2 separate regions of the Mus musculus genome follow, and region 2 is linked to region 1. The links are chromatin loops, found by intact Hi-C in ENCODE. Cell type or tissue: heart. All regions are shown on one strand. Each heading gives the region's core, and the rest is flanking DNA. Links, peaks and the distances in the headings are about the cores only.

What was found. A loop is a pair of places that touch in the nucleus more often than their neighbours do. Peaks named below come from ENCODE experiments on the same cell type or tissue, not always from the same donor. Only the 100,000 strongest peaks of a DNase experiment are listed, where the experiment ranks them.
Region 2: a loop joins it to region 1, with 2.9 times the contacts of the local background. A loop is called at or near these places in 2 of 42 quality-filtered maps.

The regions. Positions count from the first base shown.
Region 1 is chr8:125,033,239-125,036,151 of GRCm38, reverse strand. It overlaps Tsnax (translin-associated factor X), which reads right to left. Exons shown (of 6, transcript NM_016909.3): 6 at 1,944-2,913. Among named protein-coding and RNA genes, the nearest start is that of Disc1, 20 kb to the left of the region's middle. In heart, for the core only: a CTCF peak has its summit at 1,310 (motif pointing right); a DNase peak (open chromatin) is centred at 1,361.
Region 2 is chr8:124,737,938-124,740,850 of GRCm38, reverse strand. It overlaps Fam89a (family with sequence similarity 89, member A), which reads left to right. Exons shown (of 2, transcript NM_001081120.2): 2 at 1-594. It overlaps Arv1 (ARV1 homolog, fatty acid homeostasis modulator), which reads right to left. Exons shown (of 6, transcript NM_001368372.1): 6 at 2,727-2,913. Among named protein-coding and RNA genes, the nearest start is that of Fam89a, 12 kb to the left of the region's middle. In heart, for the core only: a CTCF peak has its summit at 1,391 (motif pointing left); no DNase peak of the experiment used is centred there; H3K27ac peaks cover 399 bases.

The DNA.
Region 1 (2,913 bases), core at 91-2,590:
CTCCTGCCATCATGCTTTTTAAAGCAACACACACAATAGGAAGGATGCAACTTTGTTTTTCTAGATTACTGAGAAAAGTTACAAATTAAGACTTCTTCCAGAAAACAAAAACAAAAACCTTTAACCTGAATGCTGAGATGGCACAGAGCTGGCCCTCACTTGACCCACATTTTGAGAGGTGTCAAGGGGCAGTGTTGCTGTTTGTGTACAGTTTGCTTATAAACCCAGGTGACACCACTAGCAGGTGCTTATTTTATGGGATCCTGTACAATATGTCCCTGACCATCATGATGGTAAATTATGAACTACAAAGCACATTTCTACTGAAACATAGACTCTGTATATCCAGGGAATAACCAGTTTCTAATCTCCAAATTAAAAAGTGATCCTGTTAATGGAGCAAAGGACACAATGGGAGACATTTGCTCAGTGGGATTTACATGTCTTAAAAAATATAAGACTGGACATGGCTGTGTAAAACCCCATAGGCTGGAAGGCTATGAGTTTGTGGCCAGCCTGGACTACATAGGCCACTACATGCACATGTATGTACATATGCACCTGCATGCACACACGTACACACACACACACACACATGTACACGCGCACACATGCGCGCGCGCACACACCCCATTTATTAGCATTTTTCCTTTGAGCTGTTCTATAATTATTGGATTGAACTTATTATAAAATGCTATTCTCTGTTTGCAGCTAAATAAAGATTAGGTCTATTGTATCTGCTCTCAGAGACCAATCAGATTCTCTCTTGGGTCCTGTTTGCATGGGATATCTATTTTCCACCCTTTCACTTCAATCCACTTGTCTTCCACTCTAACGTGAGTCTCTTTAGACAGAAAGGAGTGTGGAGCCATTCTGCCAATCTCTCACTTAAGTGTCGATCTCCTTTGAGGGTGACCAAGACTCCCAGGTTCTCTGTGAACACCACGCATTTAAGAGGCACAAGAAATCACAACTGAAAAGAAATAATCCACTTTCATTTCAAAATTCAGTCACCCACTTGCCATGAGAGCCTGACTTGCTTTCTCCTATTTTTTTTTAATTACGTTTCTATTTATTTAGTTTGCAGTGGGGAAGGGCTTGCCATAGGGCCCCGTGACCAGTCTCTCTCTTCCTACCGTGTGGGCTTCAGGGATGCTGGTTGTGAGGTTCCATTCTGCCAGCCCTTGAACCAGTTCCTTTTTGTGATAAACAGAAAGGCCACCAAAGCAGATGGTGCTGTCACACACAATTTAGACTGAGCCCTCAAGCCGCCCACTGCACAAAGAACACAGCAGGGGCAGTGGTGCTCGGTCGCCTGCAGGGGGCGCTGCTAATTATGCCACAGGCCATTTCTGTGCTCCTCTGACAGCCTGGCTTTCTAGTGTTTCCCTGTTAGCCCTGGACGGGGTGGGATGAGGTATCTGAGTCTGAGTCTGAGTCCGAGTGCTGTGAAGGATGTCTTTCTTGTGAGCAGATGGAGCTCATTTTAACCTGAGAGAACACAAGGACGTCCACTTCTGGAGCATCCCTACCATATCTGAAACCAGGCAACCCGGGGAGGCACTGAGAGAGGATGCAGACCACAGAGACACAAGGGAAGTCCCTGACTACATTTCAGGTTGAGTCATACCACTAGGACATCTTGTCTCGGGGCTTAAGGGAGGAAAAATAGACCTCCACATTACCCGAGCCAATCTTAAATGTCCCATTTTACCCAAAAATCACATTACTGATTCACTATATATTTCTAAATACCATCAAAACACCAGGCTCTGGGAGTCACGAGGTGGCCTCGCCGGATGAAAAAGGCCCTTATCCCAACCTGACACCCACCAGTGTCCCCGTCACCCACAGTGCAAGGAACAGACCCGTCTGCACAAGCTGTGTCTGACCTCTGCCCACCACGCCCACCACGCCCACAATACACAATGGAGCTTAAAAGCTTAACCAGAGGGCTGCTGTATTTTAATATTTTATTTAAAGTTTGCTTTAAATTTCTGTAAAACATTCTTCAATCCATTATTTTAACATTATAAATTCCACTTGAAGTAGCTGAAAAAAACCAGACAGACAGAGCAGGTACCAGGACTGACTACAGCTCAGGAGTCCATCTTACTACAGGAAGGCGAAGCCTCATCACCACCAGGACAACAAGTCTAACTTACCAGGCATGTACACACTTTATTTTACTTTTGGTGAGACTTTTTGGAAAATTACACTTTCAAAGAACCAGCCTTACAAATAGATATTCTTTCCAAAAATAAAGCCCAGTATCTAAGTTGTGAAAAGTCACAGAACTCGTTGAAAGCATGTGGCGTTGACAGCCGCAGGCCACGCTCAAGCCAGGCTCTCACCACAGATGACTCTGACTGACTGGGGAGATGAACCCACGCCCGACGCTCCCTCCAGTGTTGGCCATCGTCTTATTGCTGAATTACTCACAATTCTTTTTCTTTGGCAACATCGCTAGCTCACACCAAGGGCAGGGTCAAGGCTTGGGTTGTCAGCACTGGGAGCACTGTGGCTGCTCCTCTGGGGTCCCAGGACGGCTGGGGTAGACAAGTGCACCACACCTAACACACGACAAAGGGCCTGGCTGCTCACAACCTACACACGAGTGTGGAGTCAGTTACTCAGCGTCACCAGTGATGACCAGTGTCAGCTCCTTCCTTCCCACATCGGTGAGAAAGGAAAAGACAACGTGGGAAAGTGAACATCCAGATACCCATCAACTCTTCAGGAAAACTGCTTCCTACGAATTCAAAACGACCTAAACTTGACCAGAATTTTAAGTGAATTCTCATTATACCACCACCAAAACTTGCACTTAGAAAACACTGATAACTTCCATATTTAAACTGCTGTTTCACGTACTGAGCCACGTTAAAGGCCTGCCATGATCCTGCTGAGGAA
Region 2 (2,913 bases), core at 107-2,606, 300 kb after region 1:
CAGAGGCAGGTTAGAATATCCTAGATGCCATTAGTAGCACCTGCTGGAAGCTCTGACTGAAGGGTTCCGTGTGGAAAGCCTTCACGGGCATCGGGTGAGGCTGCGCTCAGCAGGCTTCTTTGTAGGTGACAGCTGTGTTGTGCCCTCTTTGGCGTGTGGGATATGAAGAGCAGCATGCCCGGAACCCGCAGGGCAGTCTGCATCTCTTCTTGCCACCGCTTAGCCGTTAGCCCCTTTGCTCATTTATTTGAAAGCTGCATCAATGATTTTCCAGGAACTCCTGAGAGCTTTCTAGAAGGAGGAAATATTCTGCCACACTGGTCAACTGCTTTTCTGCAACTACTAAAACTGACATCGGGTATAGGTAGAGAGAAAAAAAACCAAACATGAATATACATTCAATTCTAGGGTTGGTGGGTGGCGGGGTGAGGAAACAAATCCTGGGACAACCTAGTATTTGTATCACCCGCCATGAGATGGTGGCTTGTGGTTACAGACTCTGATTGTAAACTTCAGTGCTGGAAAACATTGTTTCCAAGCAGTACTTACCCGAAGCCTTAATATTATTTATTAAAACACTTTATGAAAGTTTCACCCTCTGTGGTTAAACATGTGTAGAATGCTCTTGGCACGTACTGTTTTGATGGGAGGTGTGGGGATGTGGCCCAGTGGGTCCAGCACGTACTGTTTTGATGGGAGGTCTGGGGATGTGGCCCAGTGGGTCCAGCACGTACTGTTTTGATGGGAGGTCTGGGGATGTGGCTCAGTGGGTCCAGCACGTACTGTTTTGATGGGAGGTCTGGGGATGTGGCCCAGTGGGTCCAGCACGTACTGTTTTGATGGGAGGTCTGGGGATGTGGCCCAGTGGGTCCAGCACGTACTGTTTTGATGGGAGGTCTGGGGATGTGGCTCAGTGGGTCCAGCACGTACTGTCTTGATGGGAGGTCTGGGGATGTGGCTCAGTGGGTCCAGCAGGTCCCTAGCGTGTCAGAGGCCTGAGGTTTGACCTTAGCAGCATATCCACTGGGTGTGGCGCTGTACGCCTGTAATCCCAGTGCTGAGGTGGACGCTGGAGGATCGTAAGTTCGAGGTCATCCTTGGCAACACAGCGTTCAGGGCCATCCTGGGCTATCCTTTCTAAAACAATACAAGGATTTTATTGAGTTCACAGTTACTCAGAACCTGAATGTGGGCCCAATCCAACACACACTGAAAGGTCAGGGTTTGGCTTCTTTTTTGACATTAAGTCAATTTTAAGACATTTCTCGGTTAAGGTTGGACAGTCATTTCATTGGTACCAGACCACATTTGCAGCAAGATTTCACCTTGTGTCTTGGAACAGGCCAAGTTGCTCCTCTGTTAGTGAGCTGTCTGCACATCAGTGCCCTCTTGAGGCCAGGTGTGGTTAGTACAACTTAACTATTAAACAGCTGTCTGAACTTTTCCTGGGGACAGACTAGTATGTACTCACTCAGATGGGGCAATTACCCAAAAGTCCAACCTGGCTAACCAATAAGCTTATTCATGCTACTTACTGGAGTGCCAGTGACCCCCCCAAACAACCACACCTTCAGATAGCCCCTCTCCAGGATGGCCGATGACCTCCCATGGCTGTGCAGATGAAGGTCCTTGACCCACCCCACCACCCCTGAAGCTGTCCTCTCACACTCTCTCTATGCACACTCTCACCTCCAAGGCCAGGAGGCAAGATGCAGCTGGGACATCACTCCACAGAGCTGGGATAGCTTTGTGGCAAGGGACGGATGACTCTCAGGGGAGGGCATTAGTTAGTCAACTCAGTCAGCTGAGGAACTGCCTCCCCCAGACTGACCTGTGAGCCTATCTGGGGTTGCTTCTCGATTGATGATTGATGTGGGAGGGCCCAGCCTACTGTAAGCTGTGCTGTGCTGCCCCTGGGCAGGTGGTCCCAGAAGGATCAAGCCAGTGAACAGCCGTCTACCAGGCGGGTCCTTGCTTTCCCTGATGATGGAATGGACCGTGTAAGAAGAAAGAAACACTTTCCTCCTCTGGGTTGTTTTTGGTCAGTGTTTTATCACAGCAAACTAGGACAGGCAGCATTCAGTGGCACAACAGCCCGAGCGTTAACATGTCTGTGCTATAAGGAAGGAGGTTAGTCAGTGGAGGGGTACTCTGCTCAGTACTCAAAGGGAAGTGGGTCAGTGCCTTTCCACTGGCCGGTGACAGGATGGTTCAGGCGGGACATGAAATAGAAAGCAGGAAATCTAGTCAGCCGAAGGGCCCTGCTTCGAGGCTGTCTTGTTTCACTGAGATAAACCCTGGGTCTGCTGCTCTTACCGCTGACTGCTCCAGCAGAAGTGCCTCACCCCAAATCTGGATTTAAAAAAAAACCCACTCTATGTGCATTGGTGTTTACCCACAAGCATGTTTGTGTGAGGGTATCTGATCCCTTGGAAGTGGAGTTACAGACAGCTGTGAGCTCCGCCTCCCCCCCCCCCCCCCGAATTCTCTGAAAGAGCAGCCAATGCTCTTAACTGCGGAGCCATCTCTCCGGGCCCCCAAATCTGGATATTATTAGTAAGTGATGCAACCTACTGCTGGAGGGGTGAGAGTGCTTGCAGAGGGAGGTACAGGATGGTAGGTAAGGGCATGTCCCACCATGCACTTCTCCATCAGCCTGGTACTATGCATAATCACCTTTATTCCCCTAATAGCTGCCTAATAAAAACTCACATGACACAATAAAATGGCTTTTTAGTGCAGTTTTTGTTTTTTTTAAGTGGGTGGGTTCATAAGTCAGGACAAAGGCTGGGCAGACTGAATGAAACCAGACTTTGGAAAACAGCCTCGGTGGGGAAGATAAGGAATCCTGCTTGTTTTAAGATACTCAAGGCAGCTCTGACTTTGACTCCAATGCGGAGCAGGTGCCTGTCT